2 separate regions of the Homo sapiens genome follow, and region 2 is linked to region 1. Evidence: chromatin contacts called from ENCODE Hi-C or POLR2A ChIA-PET data. All regions are on one chromosome and are shown on one strand. The core of a region is the stretch at or near the end of the contact, and the rest is flanking DNA. Distances in the headings are between cores, read along the strand shown.

Evidence for each region. A loop is a pair of places that touch in the nucleus more often than their neighbours do. ChIA-PET counts read pairs that join two places held with the same protein, here RNA polymerase II (POLR2A). Pooled maps may share reads with other maps.
Region 2: a map of gastrocnemius medialis shows a loop between it and region 1 (2.7-fold over the local background). The contact joins two enhancer-like sites. A Hi-C loop is called at or near these places in 1 of 168 maps with a recorded cell type or tissue (gastrocnemius medialis) and 4 of 50 pooled maps. POLR2A ChIA-PET finds 5 or more read pairs at or near these places in 2 of 52 experiments (H1 and PC-9).

What each region holds. Positions count from the first base shown.
Region 1 is chr1:229,661,699-229,668,544 of GRCh38, forward strand. No RefSeq gene overlaps it. Among named protein-coding and RNA genes, the nearest start is that of URB2, 39 kb to the left of the region's middle. Within about 2 kb of position 2,618, at least 5 of the 41 ENCODE cell types and tissues checked have a DNase peak (open chromatin) inside an H3K27ac peak, as active enhancers do.
Region 2 is chr1:229,996,985-230,004,494 of GRCh38, forward strand. LINC01736 (long intergenic non-protein coding RNA 1736) reads left to right here and starts at 5,733. Exons shown (of 2, transcript NR_135116.1): 1 at 5,733-6,009. Within about 2 kb of position 2,112, at least 7 of the 41 ENCODE cell types and tissues checked have a DNase peak (open chromatin) inside an H3K27ac peak, as active enhancers do.

The sequences.
Region 1 (6,846 bases), core at 1,368-3,867:
TTCTGGCTGGCAAATATGGAGGCTCTGTTGTTCATTTTTATCCTGTTAGAATAGACCTCACAAGCAAAGAGAGTTGGCCCAGCCAGCTCTCCACATGGCAGAGTTGGGGACTCAGCTTGGGGAACGGCAAAATGCTGGGCTTCAGAGAGACTGTCCCCACTGGACTTGCTGTGGCTCCAGACCCCCATCACCTGACAGATGTGCATGAATCACCTGTCTGTACCAGGCACGGAGACATGGCCCTGGTCCTCAGGGAGCTTTCTAGTAGAGGACATTGACAATGAGCCAGGAAACAAATAGGCCAGGGGGTGATCGCGGGGTTGGCAGCAAAGCAGACAAGTTCAGTGGCTGGAGAAAGAGGTGATATTTGAACTGAGACCTGCCTGGGTGGTGAGAGGCGCCCCTGGAAGGGCCTGGGGTGCTGATCCTTAATGCCTGCACTGAATCCATGTGGCAGCCTGGTTTTGGCTGAGGGCGGACACCTGAAGGGAGGGGTGGGCGTAAGGGGAGTTGGGTGAGAGAAGGCTCAGCGGGGTGACTTTGCCTGGGATGTTGCCTTGGGCGGTCCTGGACAGTAGTACATCAGGGGGCCCCCAATGGCACAGACAACACACAGCCCCGTTCTCGACCTTGCCCTGCTTGTGGACCACAGTGGGTGGGTCTCCTTCACAGCCTGTCTTCTGCAGCTTCCCGGACTCAGCCTCCTACAGTAGCTGTGGAAACTGCCCAATGTTAAGGAGTGATGTGAAGTCTCCAGAAAAAAAGACAGCAAAGAGGGGGTGTCTACTTGAAGGGATTTGGGGGAGTTTTTTTTTTTTTCGGTTTCTCTTTTTCATTTTTCTTTGGAGACAGGGTCTCGCTCTATTGCCTAGGCTGGAGTGCAGTGGTGCAATCCTAGCTCACTGCACCCTCCAACTCCTGGGCTCAAGCGATCCTCTTGTCTCAGCTTCCCAAGTAGTTGGGACTACAGGTGCACACCACCACAACCAGCTAATTTTTAAGTTTTTAGTAGAGATAGTCTCACTATGTTGCCCAGGCTGGTCTGGGACTCCTGGCCTCAAGCAGTCCTCCCTTCCTTGGCCTCCCAAAGTGCTGGGATTACAGGTGTTAGCCCCCGCACCTGGCCCTGGTTTCTCATAACTCATAGAGGTAACTTTGATTTATTGCCGGCATGCCAGGCTATAGCCTGAATTCTTTTGTCTAATAAGCTCATACGTTTCTGCTTTATGTCTCATAAAAGCCGCTGTAGAGGCAGCAGCAGTGTCGTTTTTGATTCCTCATTCCCTTGTGCAACTTCTGAACACTCTCCTTTTTTTTTAAATTTTACTTTGTCGTTTACCTTTTCCATCTCTTCCAGCAGACAAGTTCAGTGGCTGGAGGGAGAGGTGATATTCACCCTTTCCCCCTCAGCCTGTATGTCTCTCGTGTCTCTCTAATGGATGTTACTTCTGTTGCCCTGTGCTTTCTTGTCCCCACGTCCTTCCAACACCATTCTGCCATCCCCACTCACTGACTTCTCTGCCCTCCCTCCCTGGTGTGTCTGGGCCACCTCTCTCAATCACTCCTGCTTGCTGGTGACCTCTCTTCTTTCCCAGTCTTCCCTCTTGTTTCCTGCTGATATTTTTTGTAGCCTCATGTCCACACTGGGGACCCTTCTGAAATGTCCTGACCCCACATTCCCAGGACTGCCACCCCTGCCCATCTGCCATCGCTGATGTGAGAACTCACACTTGAGCCTCCTTGTTGGACTCTTCTTGGCTTCCCTTGCTCCTTTTTTTTAAGAGGCTGGAGTACAGTGGTGTGATCCTAGCTCACTGCAGCCTCCAACTCCTGGGCTGAAGTGCTCCTCCCATGTCAGCCTCCCAAGTAGCTAGGACTACAGGTGCATGCCACCACGCCTCGCTAATCTTTTTTAAGTAGAGATGGGATTTCGCTCTTGCCCTGGCTGGAATTGAACTCCTGGGCTCAGGTGATCCTCTTGCCTTGGCCTCCAAAGTGCTGGGATTACAGGTGTAAGCCACCGTGCCTGGCCCAATGAGCCTGTTTGTAATGTCCTTTCTTTGGCCTGCCCTGTTGTCCCTCTACCCAGCTTGTTCCCCGTTGCCACCATGACCACTGTGCCTCACTGGCATCCCTAGGTCTGTCACCTCCTTCCTCGTCTTTGGAGTTCCCTGATTGTCCTGCCCTACCCTTAACTCCAGAGCCAGCTCTGTTGAGGGAGAAAGGAATGGAGTCATGGGGATTGATTCTCTACAAAATCCTGTTCTCTCTCTTCTGCTGGGGTCACCTATTGGGAGGAAGATCTCTTTTTTCATCAGAGGGAGAAACATCCATGAGGCAGCATAGCTTTGGGATGTTAGGAGCTTGTGGAGACTGGATTGTTACAATGGTTTTAATGTGAAGTTCTGGTTGATCGTAGAACATAAATATTTGGATGAGAGGAAGGAAGAGGTTTGTGAAATGCTCCAGAAAGAACACAACTAGTAGTAGTGGGAGTGGTTTTTCATTACAAAGGAGGATTGAGGGGATGTGACTCAGTAGACCAGGCTCAACGGAGGTGAAAGTGTGCTGGGGCCTGGGGCGAGAAACACACTCAGAAAAATGAGGCCACGGGAAATCCCAGCAGTAACGCCTGGCCGGCTGCCAAGGTGGTGATAAAGAAGCACCCACAGAAACACAAATCAGTGCACGGCCCTGCGTCTTCCTGTACCTTAATGTCATGCTAGAGGGCATGGCCAACTGTTTCCCAACTATGGCCATTTCAAAGACTCAGAATGGCTGTTCTTGTGGGGACAGATGTGGGTGCCGGTGCCATTCAGTGTCTGGTATTCTCTGACTTGGCATGCAGCCTGCACTGGTATTTTCTCTAAGCCCTCTTTGAGCTTTATAACAGATTAAATCAGGCACACAATCTCTTCCCATCTAACCATAGCCCTCTGTCTCTCGAGTCTCTGCTATCACTTTCCCTGCTGTTTATAGACACACACAGAATACTCTTAATTTATCTTCAGTCTCGATCCTGTTATCCTCTCACATTTCCATCAGCCTTTTCTCTTGACTACCCAACAATTATAAGGAGTCTACCTTTGCTCCTTGGTCATCCTTCCCATCAAAACTGCCCTCTGAAAGACACCTGGCTTCACGAATGTGTGGTAGGTCCTTGACCATCGCTGGACACCCTTGGCTGGTCGGACCCCCCGCTGGCTCTCTGCATCCTCTAGGGCCTCGACTATCTCTGATGCTCTTGGTTACCTTTTTCTCTCCCTTCCCCTAAAATACTGGTGTCCTCAAGGATTAATCCTTGACAATTCTCTCTAGACCTTCTAACTTTCCTGACCTTCCACTCCCTGATGTCACCATTGCCTCTGGGCAAGTCCTTTTCAAACTTGCCAATTTCTGCTCATTGAATTGAGTTGAAAATCTGGAAGACATAACCAATTCCTCACTCTCCTTCAGTCCCAGCTCTCACTAGCATCTTCCCTCTTTTCTCTTACTGCCTGTGGTCACTCATCCTAGAGATTGTTTCTAAATAGTCCTAGTGGTTGTCCCTCCATCTTCCTTCAAACCTCCAAAGAGTCTCCTTTCAAAAAACAAATTTCTTTTTTTTTTTTTTTTTGAGACAGGGTCTTGCTCTGTTGCCCAGGATGGGTTACAGTGGCATGATCTTGGCTCACTGCAGCCTCTGCCTCCCAGGTTCAAGCGATTCTCCCACCTCAGCCTCCTGAGTAGCTGGAACTATAGGTGCGTGCCACCATGCTTGGCTAATTTTTATATTTTTTTGGTAGAGACGGGGTTTCACCATGGTGGCCAGGCTGGTCTTGAACTCCTGACCTCAGGTGATCCACCATCCTTGGACTCCCAAAGTGCTGGGATTACAGGCATGAGCCACCACGCCTGGCCTTATGATGACTTTTGGAAACTCCATCTAAAATCCCACCCACCTGCCTTGACCATCCTGTCCCCTTTTTCCCTGCTTCATTACTTTTTCCTCAGTATGTGTTGCTCTCCAATTTACTAGGTGTTTTGCTTATGCATGTTGTCTGGTGTCTTTTTTCCCAGTAGAAGTTAAACTCCGCATATGCAGGGATCCTGTTTGTGCTACTCACAGCTTGAGTATGGACCCGAAATGGGCACCTGGCACATAGTAGGTGCTCAATTAATACTTGTTGGATGAAGAATGCCCTGGGAATACTGGTCTTCCAGCAGAGTAGAACAATTTGAAAACTGCGCTCCACCCGCCTGTCTCCATAAATGTCAATGAATGCGTCTTTGTAGAATAAATATTTGAATTAAATTTTCCATGCACTATGTGTGGCTGCGTGGCCTGACTGTACAGAGGCTGCAGTTTACCACAGCAAAGTGTTGCTGATGCTTCCTATTACAATGCGTCATTGTTTCACTAAACACCCACAGCTTAGGTTTTCAGAAAATCTGGAAATGTGACATTAGCTTCCTGATTGTCTCAATTTCCAGATGCATTCATCCCTAATCCAGCAAATGTCAGGAGGGCTGCTTTATACTCTGGGGGCTGAGGTTTTCAGCACCTGTTTGCCACACACCTAGTTCTGATTGTCATTGGGATTGGAGATACAGGCAGAAGACAGCTCTGCCAGATTCGACTTTCTGATGAGGCTCCTGTGACATGTACTGCTGCTGGCGCTGGCTTGTGGTGCTGGAAGTGCAGGGTCTGGTGGCTCCCTTTGCAATGGGAAGTTTCAGAGGAGCTGGGCTGGTGAAAAGCAGCTGTTCATCCACAGCACATCTGCATGGAGCAAGGGCACTGGGGAGACTTAAATGTCCACTTCTGGGATTCTCTGGGTGGCATTTGGATGCCACTTTTGATGGACAGGTTGTCAGAATGATAGCATGAACGTCCACGGCTGGTGCCTTACGCGTGCATGCAGCAATTGCTAGTGGTTTCCTCCAGCTTCTTGAACGCATATTCATCACAGATGGGGCATCAGTCTGAGGGATTCTTCTTCCCTCCTTAGAAGACAATGGGGAGAACTGCCAAGGTTCCTTTCAAGGTCTCCAAAAGGGCAAATGTTTCTGTCTTTGGAATACTCACTTTGGAATGCTTTATGGGAAACTGTCCAAATCCCAGGTGGTATTTTCTTTTGCTGTGTGGTGGGAGCAGGTGCAGTGATTCAGATGGCTGCATGCATTGGACAGACACCTGCAGCAGGGCAGACAGAGCTGTGAGCTGGGGAAATAAATAGCTGTTCTTGCCTGTGGGCTTCTGGAGTACGCAGGGTTTTGTAATTAACCTTTTGTTTATCTTATAGAGCAATTTTGTTGCTTCTTGCTAAGATGCAAAGGACTTTTTGTGAAAAGACTATATAAGCAGAGATTAGGAGATGGCTGCTCAAAACCCAGAGAGTGGTGGGGGTGAAATACCCTCTCTCATCTCGGAATCCGTTTTAAATCTTCATCTAGTTCTTCAGTAATCTGACGGCTGCCTCACTCTGGCTAGGCTTGGGCTTCTGGTAAGTGAGTGAAGGCTGCACTCTGCTGTGTTGAGCTCCCTTCTCCATGCTCAATTCTTGAGTACCCTCAGAATCAGAGAGCTGGGGTGTGTCCAGGAGTAAGAAAAAGCTAACATGCTTCTGCTCAGGAACTGTAACTTCTACCTTTCTCCTCAAGGCTGAGGTTTTTAAACTGGCCTTCAGGGGAGCCACAAACCCGCTGAGAACCCGTACCAGTTTCTGCTTGTATGTGCACTTTTCTGGGTGGGCCCATGGCTTCCATTGATTCTACCTTAGTGCAGGCTTCCAGAAAGCAAAGTAAGAGATGGAGGACACAGGTGCTATTACTTTATTATGGAGTTCAATCTCAGCAGGAGCGAGGGACGTGGGGCACCAAGCATAGAAAGAGCTAATAGGAGGGCATGTTCTACCCCTGCCCTGTGAGCTGCACCTGCATTGTCTGGGCATCTGGTGGGGGAGTGGGGAGGAGGCCTCTGTCAATAGAAGAACTGGGGCCGGAGGTTTGGTGCAGTCAGGTTGTGTCTGTAGGAGGTCAAAATCCACACAGCTGGAATGAGAGACAGGTGAGGTCCAGAGGCTCTGCAGTGGGGCAAAGAGGTATCTGATGCAGATTCTCCAACTACCTGCTTAACTTCAAGTCTGCTTCATACAGTTGTATGGTTTGTGCACTGCCCAAAGATTCCTGGCTGAGGGAACAAGTTGGGACCAGAATCTGACCTGAGCTCTCTTTACAGAGTCTTGTACCTTTGTCCACCCAGAGCAGGTGCCTTTTCCAAATTAGCTCAGGGGGAGCTCTCTTCACCTGGTTTTCCAAAGTGACCAGTCAGGGGTAGGTTGCCCCGTGTATTAGTCCATTTTCATGCTGCTGATAAAGATGTACCTGAGACTGGGTAATTTATAAAGAAAAAGAGGTTTAATGGACTCACAGATCCATGTGGCTGGGGAGGCCTCACAATCATGGCAGAAGGCAAAAGTCACATCTTACATGGTGGCAGACGAGAGAAAATGAACACCAAGCAAAAGTATGTTCCCTTTATAAAATCATCAGATCTCGTGAGACTTATTCACTACCACAAGAACAGTATGGGGAAAACCACCTCCATGATTCAGTTGTCTCCCACTGGGTCCCACCCACAACACGTGGAAATTATGGGAACTACAATTCAAGATGAGATTTGAGTGGGGACACAGCCAAACTATATCACCCCGTCCAGCCTCCTTTTCCTTAGCTCCCTTCACATTCTAGTTTCTGCCTGAGCCATCAGGCCCTGTGGCCCAGACCAGGCATCTTGAACTATATCCCAGACCCTCCTCATGAACAGAATCACTGCTCAAAAGTCCTCCTTTTTTCACCTGCCCT
Region 2 (7,510 bases), core at 862-3,361, 330 kb after region 1:
ATGTTGGTCAGAATGGTCTTGATCTCCTGACCTGGTGATCCACCCGCCTCGGCCTCTCAGTGCTGGGATTACAGGCATGAGCCACTGCGCCCAGCCGTCTCAGGCCTCTTTTACGAGGGCACTAACCCCAAGAGTGCTCTACCCTCATGACATCATCATATCCCAAAGGCTCCGCCTCTTAATACCATCACCTTGGGGAGTAGGTTTCAACATACGATTTAGGGGCCATGCGTATATTTAGACCATAACAAAGGCTCATGTTATGAGGCTGTTCATCCAGATAATCCTGGGTAACCTTGGTTTCTTAAGGTCTATAACCTTGATTCCATCTACATAATCCTTTTTGTCATATAACATAACATACTCAAAAGTTCCAGGGATTAGAACGTGAATATCTTTGGGGCAGTCATTTTGTACAAACTGCACTTAATGCAAAATGATATATCTACAAGAATAGTCATTGCTGTATTCATTGTAATAGTAAAATAATGAAAATAACCTAAATATGCATCAGGAAGTGAGTTTATACATTATGGTTTATATGACGGAATATACTATGCAGTTGTTAAAAAGAATGTGGCAGCTCTATATGAGTTTATATAAAAGGATCATGTTATTGGCTGGATGTGGTGGCTCACGTCTGTAATCCCAGCACTTTGGGAGGCCAAGGCAGGTGGATCACTTGAGGTCAGGAGTTCAAGACCAGCCTGGCCGACATGGCAAAACCCCATCTCTACTAAAAAAACACACACACACACGCACAAAAACTAGCCGGGCATGGTTGTGTGGGTGCCTGTAATCCAGCTACTTGGGAGGCTGAGGCGGGAGAATTGCATGAACTTGGAAGGCGCAGGTTGCAGTAAGCCAAGATTGCAACACTGCACTCCAGCCCAGGTGATGGAGTGAGACTCTGTTTCAAAAAAATAAATTATGTCATTGTATTTGGTGCAAAAAGGAAGAGTATAAATGCTACAATTTGTATTTGTGTCTATTTATATGCATCAATGCCATGCAACATTTTTGGAAAAGATGCACAAAAGACTATTGACCCCAGTAGCCTCCCAGGAGGGCAGATGGGAGACAGAGCTATCAAGCTAGAGGACAGAGCTATCAGGGCAAGGTACTGACGCTGGAGCCAGGCTGCCTCGCTCAGCTCCGCACTGTAGTGTGAGTTTGGGAAGGTGATCTCTTTGTGCATTAAACTCTTAATCTGTTAGTTTCACAATGTCTTTGTGCCTCAGTGTCCTCATCTGCAAATGGGAATGTTAATACCACTACTTGTTGTAAGGTTAAAAAAAAATTCATGCATATATGCAAAGGTTTAGTGTACAGCCTGACACAGAGTAAATGCCATAAAAGTATTTGCTATCATGATCTGTCCAAGAACACATAAGTGAATTATGGAGGGCTGAGGGGAGGTGGTGCCACATTGCTATGACCAGCGACTATCATGCAGAACTTTTGAGCCCTCCCTACTGTGAGGGTCCAGAGAGAAGGGGCAGTTACTCGCCCGAGTCACTCTGAGAAGTAGAGGTTAGGCCTTGGAAGCCAGGCCAGGCTGAGCAGGGTCTCCTGGCTTTAGATCTAGTGGTTCCTTTTTGAGACAGAGTTTCACTCTCTCACCTAGGCTGGAGGACAATGGTGCAATCATAGCTTACTGCAGCCCTGAACTCCTGGGCTCAAGTGATCCTCCTGCCTCAGCCTCCCAAAACGCTGGGATTAAAGGACCGAGCCACTGTGCCCAGCCGGGTCTAGTGGCTCTTCCATGGCCCCATCAGTGGCAAGAGTGGTCACCAGGGAAGCAGCACATCTCTGCCCTGTTGCTTGCTCACCAATAAGGTGAGAAATAAAGGCTTTAATAGGTGCGATAACAATTTTTAGGAGATGCCACCTCAACCCAGGGTCTGTTTTCTGTTCCTTCCCTATGTACTCCCCTTAAATCTCCAGACCCCATGATACGTGAGCTAGAGCTATTTGAATTGGGCCTTTAACCTCAGTTCATCTCTTGTTTTGCAGCTGTGAAATAGGAGAATTAATATTACCCAGTTTCCCTGAAAGAGGCCTGAGTCACTTTGGTTATGCACCATTTTCCAACGCTCTGAGAAGCAGCCTCAAAGAACTACAAGAACCTTTTTAGAAGCAGTTGCAACTGACTGCCAAGGAAAGTTCTGGGCCATAATTCTTTAACGAAAACATTCAGACCTTTCCATGATTAATCAAAAGGGAAATAAGGAAAAGGGAAATCATGAATTCGTACTAAATCGCTACACTTGGAGCAGACGCTGCCTCTTGGCAATTCTTTCTCAGCACTTGTTCTGCCAAAGGGAGAAAAGGAAATAATGCACTGAGAATTTCTTCCCCTCTCTTCTGTCTCCTGATCTCTTATTTTTTTTCTTCTAAAGGTCAAATGTATTTGCTGAGCTGCCTCGACAAATACCTGCCCTCCACTCAGAGGCTGAAATGTCATTGCTGAAAATGAGGAAATGGAGTGACAGTGGAAGAGCCGTGGAGTGCGGGCTCCTAGTGACCGGCCCCTGCTGGGACACCCACCCCATGCAGACTTTACTACAGCCTTCGCAGAAGCTAACACTGTAATCAAGGCTGCAGGATTTCTGCTCCCTTGCTTTCCCTCTCTTTTGACTACATATTTTATTTCAGCCCCGTGGTGAATTATTTATTCGGAGGGGAGGTGGGAGAAAGTGAGGAGAACTCAGCCCTTTGGGAATAATAAGAATATAAGAAGACACAGCGGCCTTTCTCAGCCGGGAAACAGGAAGCACAGGTCTCCTTTTTAAATCTAACTAAGGAACTGGTAGAGTCGGCGGATGCTTGTTGAGTGTGGCTTTTGTGATGCTTCCAGTATGTAGCAGCAATGTTCCCAGATGTAGCCAAGGCCCAAACCTGGGGGAACCGCATGCCAGTCAGAGGGGAGGCTCAACCTCCCTCACTGGACGGGAATGCCTCCTTTGTGAAACCCACTTGGTAGGGCTAAGGAAAGGCTTGGACTTTGCTGATGTGGTCACTTCTCAGCTCCCAAACAGAGTGGGATGTAGCATCTGAGTAAAGGCTTACCCTGGCTTCAGAGGAGCTAGATAGAGATTCAACCCAGGGCCAGGCTTGTTTCTAATTAAAGTGGGCTTACCTGTCCCCAGCACCTGCACAGGTAATGAGACTCACCCAACATGCCCACCACTGCTATATCAGGTACCTCTGTAATGCTCCATCAGAATAGTCTACAAGAGTTCACAGGTTGGGCATGGTGGCTCACACCTGTAATCCCAGCGCTTTGGGAGGCCAAAGTGGGACGATAGCTTGAGGCCAGAAGTTCAAGACCAACCTGAGGAACATAGCAAGACCCTGTCTCCATAAAAACTTAAAACTTAACTGGCATTATGGCATACACCTATAATCTCAGCTATTTGGGAAGCTGAGGTGGAAAGGATCGCTTGAGCCCAGAAGTTCAAAGTTAAAATGGGCTATGATTGCGTCGCTACACTCCAGCCAGAGCAACAGAGTGAGAATGTCAAAAAACAAAAAAAAAGAGTAACACAACTTCCAGAAACTCATATGCCTTAGGAGCCATGAGAGAAACTGCTTCCATTTGACACATGAGCAATGTCCAGTGCTACTTTGGGTCCCATTGCCAATGTTTGCCTAACATTAGTAAATCATTCCTGTTTACACCGGGGTTTTGCAGTTATTTTCTCTGGAAGTTCTGTGTTGTGGATTAGCTGGAAGGCAGCGGAGGATTGAGTCTGGGGAGCTCCTTATGAGACGCAAATAGCTGAAAGAGTGGGCAGACAGCCACAAAGCCCTCCTGCTCCTCCAGGGCTCGTTGGCCAAAGAAAAGTCATGTTCTGGCTACAAGTGACATCCAGAGAGCAATTTTACTTTTATTTCTACATTTTTACAATGTTCATTTTTTATTGACTAGGGAGATACAGTTTATGATTAAACAATATTGACTTGCCATAGAGTCATTCTGGTTGCATTCATTTTGGCATTGGATTACCTGGGATCAAATTCCCGCTCAGACATTTGCTAACTCTGCCATCTTCAGCACTTAATGTACATGAGCTCTCTAAACGTCCTAGCAACCCTGCAAGGCAGGCACAATGAGTATCCCCATTGCACAGACTGGACAACTAAAGCTTAGAATAAGTAAATGCATGAGCAGGCATTTGATCCTAGGCAGTCTGGTTCCAAAATGAACATAACCAGAATGGGTACTGAAATAGTTATGATTCTAAACACTCCCTGTGTCAGCCAGCTCCAGCTGCCATAACAAAGTGCCACAGATTGGGTGGCTTAAACAACAGACATTTATTTTTTCACAGTTCCAGAGGCTGGAAGTCTGAGATCAAGGTGTTGGCAGGGTTGGTTTCTCCTGAGGTCTCTCTCCTTGGCTCGCAGATGGCTGTCTTCTCCCTGTGTCCTCACGTGGTCTTCCCTCTGAATGTGTGAGCATCCCTGGGGGCTCTTTGTGTGTCCCCATCTTCTTACAAGGACACCAGACATACTGGACTAGGGCCCACTCCAATGATCTCATTTTAACTTGGTTACCTTTTTAAAGATCTTGTCTCCAAATATGGTCACATTCTGAGGTGCTGTATGTTGGGGCTTCAACACGTGAATTTTGGAGGGACATGATTCAGCCCCTCACACCCCCATTTCTCAGATGAGGAAACTGAGGCACGGAGCAGTTAGAGCATGCAGAACGTCAAAGGTAGAGCCAGCATTTAGACCTTGGGCAGACCAGTCCGAGGGTCCTGCTGCCAACTTCTACACCACAGTTTCCCAGGCTCGAGTGCAGGGGTCAGACCATTGCTTTACATCTTGAGACCATGATGCTGGCTGTTAGGAAACGAAGGTGCTGGGATTCAGGAGAGCTGGTAGAGTGCTAGCATCAGCGCCCTATGTCCAAGGCAAGAAAATAAAGGTAAATTGGAGATTGAGTGTCTGATCTCAGGTCTTGCAATACATCTGCAGAGAGAAGAGAAGTTTCTAGAAGGCAAGCCCTCTGGCTCTGATCCCTCCAAGGGAGCCTCTGCACTCTGGCCCTAAAACCTGGTCCCATTAAGTGCTCAGGCCTGGAGTCAGACAGAATGGGCTTCTATGTGCCTTGGGTAAACCACTTAACAATTTGAACCTCTGTTTCCTCAGTGAGAAACATACACAAGGCTGATGGTGAGTTTTCTGAGACGAGACATGTTTCCAGCACTCCCCACAACACCTGGCACATAGCAGGCTGTCCGTAACTGCAATCATGATTGGGGTCCCACCTCCCAGGCCCCCCTGCAGGTGCAGCAGGAGGAGCAAGGACACAGGTCATGCCCAGTCTGTGAGGAGGTGGCACCAGGCTGCAGCCATGAGTCTTAAGCTGAGCTACAATCTCCCCAGGAACAAGGAGATTGGAGCTCGATTCTACTCCTCCAGGTTGCAGGCAGAGCCAAATACACTGAGAGGCTTAACATTCCAGATTAATTCTTCCCTCCAGTGGTTTGCAAAAGCTGTGAGTTTGAAAAGAAACAAACTCAAACTTTGAGAGTAAGAGTAGGGAAGTGGGAGATGGTACTGTTTCAGACAAGGGTGGGGTTGGTGGACATTTCGCAACAAAGCCCCAGTGGCACAGGCTGTATTTGGGCTTTCCTGCTGCATTGAGAGGTCAGCAAGATTGCCTTGGCTGGGAACCAAACTCATCCTGGTTTCCTGTCTTGGGATCTCAAGGGGCTAGAATGAGCTGCTATTCCAAGGGAGAGAAGAAAGCAACCCCAGGAAGCCTGGCCCCGAAGACTGTGAGGTATGGTGGGGCCTTGCTGTGCTCTGGACTGGACAAGAGGCACCCTGGGCTCTGGACACAGCCAGATCTTCAGCCAATTGCATCTCCGGCCCAGGGCAGGCCCTTTATCTTATAGCCCAGTGGTGCCTCTCTCCTCACCTAGGAAACAAAGCCAACAGGATCTGCACCACCTCTGCCTCCCGGACATTGGAAGGACTAAATAAGATCAGGTACGTGCAAAGAGTTGCAAAAATAACCAAAAGGTAGGTGCTGCGTGGAATCCAAGCTGCTCATGTTATTGTGCGTTTGGCATCCTCCAGGAAAGCAGCCAGGCAGCGGGGCCATCTCGTGTGCCCCAGTGCAGGTGACAGAGCTCTAAACAATTCACACCATCTGAAATATGCAGAAAACATAACTGCAGAAAGCTCACGACAATAGATTTCCCCTCATTCTTTTTTTGTAGAAGGTGTAAAAATAATGATATGTGATTATTATAATCACAAACTCCATGAAATTAACAATTTAGCCAACATTTATTGAGAAGTGACGAGGTGGAAGACCATGCTGGCTACTGTGGAAGCGTTCAGGGTAACCAAGCATATTTCTTATTTCCAAGATGTTTATAGACGAGAGGCGGAAGAGCAGTTTTCACTGTATCTGTGTGCTCGCTCTTCCTTTTATTCAATCAGTAAGCATCTATTTAATGCGTATCGTCAAGCACTATGCCAAGTTCTAGGGGTTCACACAATATAAAAATACATGAACATCATAAATGGTTTGATAGAACAAAGTATACAGGGAGCATAGGGAAGGAAAGGTTAATCCTGACTTAAGAAATCAGAGAAAGCTTCCTGGAGGAGGCAACATATGAGCTGTCTTTAACTGATGGCTGAACTTCTAGTGCTTCGAGATGGGAGAAGAGCCCTGAAGAGAAAAGGAGGTAAGAATGCAGGCAACAACTCAGGGGGGCCCCTGCTGGCCTCAGTGTGGGTGGGTGCTTGTCTCGGTGTAGCTGGAGTGAACGCAAGAGTGGTCCCAGCTCAGAGCCGTCGGAGGGCCTAAGCTCCCCACCCAAGCCCCAGAGCTGGCCCCCCGTCTCTCTTTCCCATGATTCGGCTTTGCCCTGTTTCCCACAGCAAACCAGAGGTGAAGATGGGAATTCTTAACCACAGTCACTTTCCAGCTCGCCACCACTGCTTTCAGGTGGGGACCCTGGGACCCTCTTGCTGGACTTTCACTGCAGACCCCGACTCGCCTTTGCATCAACACCCACCAGGCACTGCGCCCCTCACTTCCCTGAGCTCCTCCCCCAGCTAGCTCTCCCATTCTCCCTTAGGTGTCTCTGAGTGGAACAGGGACAAGATAACGTATGTTTCTACTACAGCATAATCTCAGGGCAGTATTGTGCAAAGGGCTAGGAGTTTCTTTCCTTCCTCTTGCCAAACTTTCCGACAGGGGTGGTGCGGAAGGTGCTGGAGATGCGGGGATCACTGCTCAATTCCGAATCCTCGACTGCAGAGCCGTTGAAAGGGTCAGAGCTGGGCAGCTGTACTGTCTTTTTTTTTTTTTTTTTTTTTTTTTTGAGATGGAGTCTCTCTCTGTCACCAGGCTGAAGTACAGTGGCGCAATCTTGGCTCACTGCAACCTCTGCCTCCCAGGTTCAAGTGATTCTCCTGCCTCAGACTCCCAAGCAGCTGGGACTACAGGCGTGTACCACCATGCCCAGCTAAT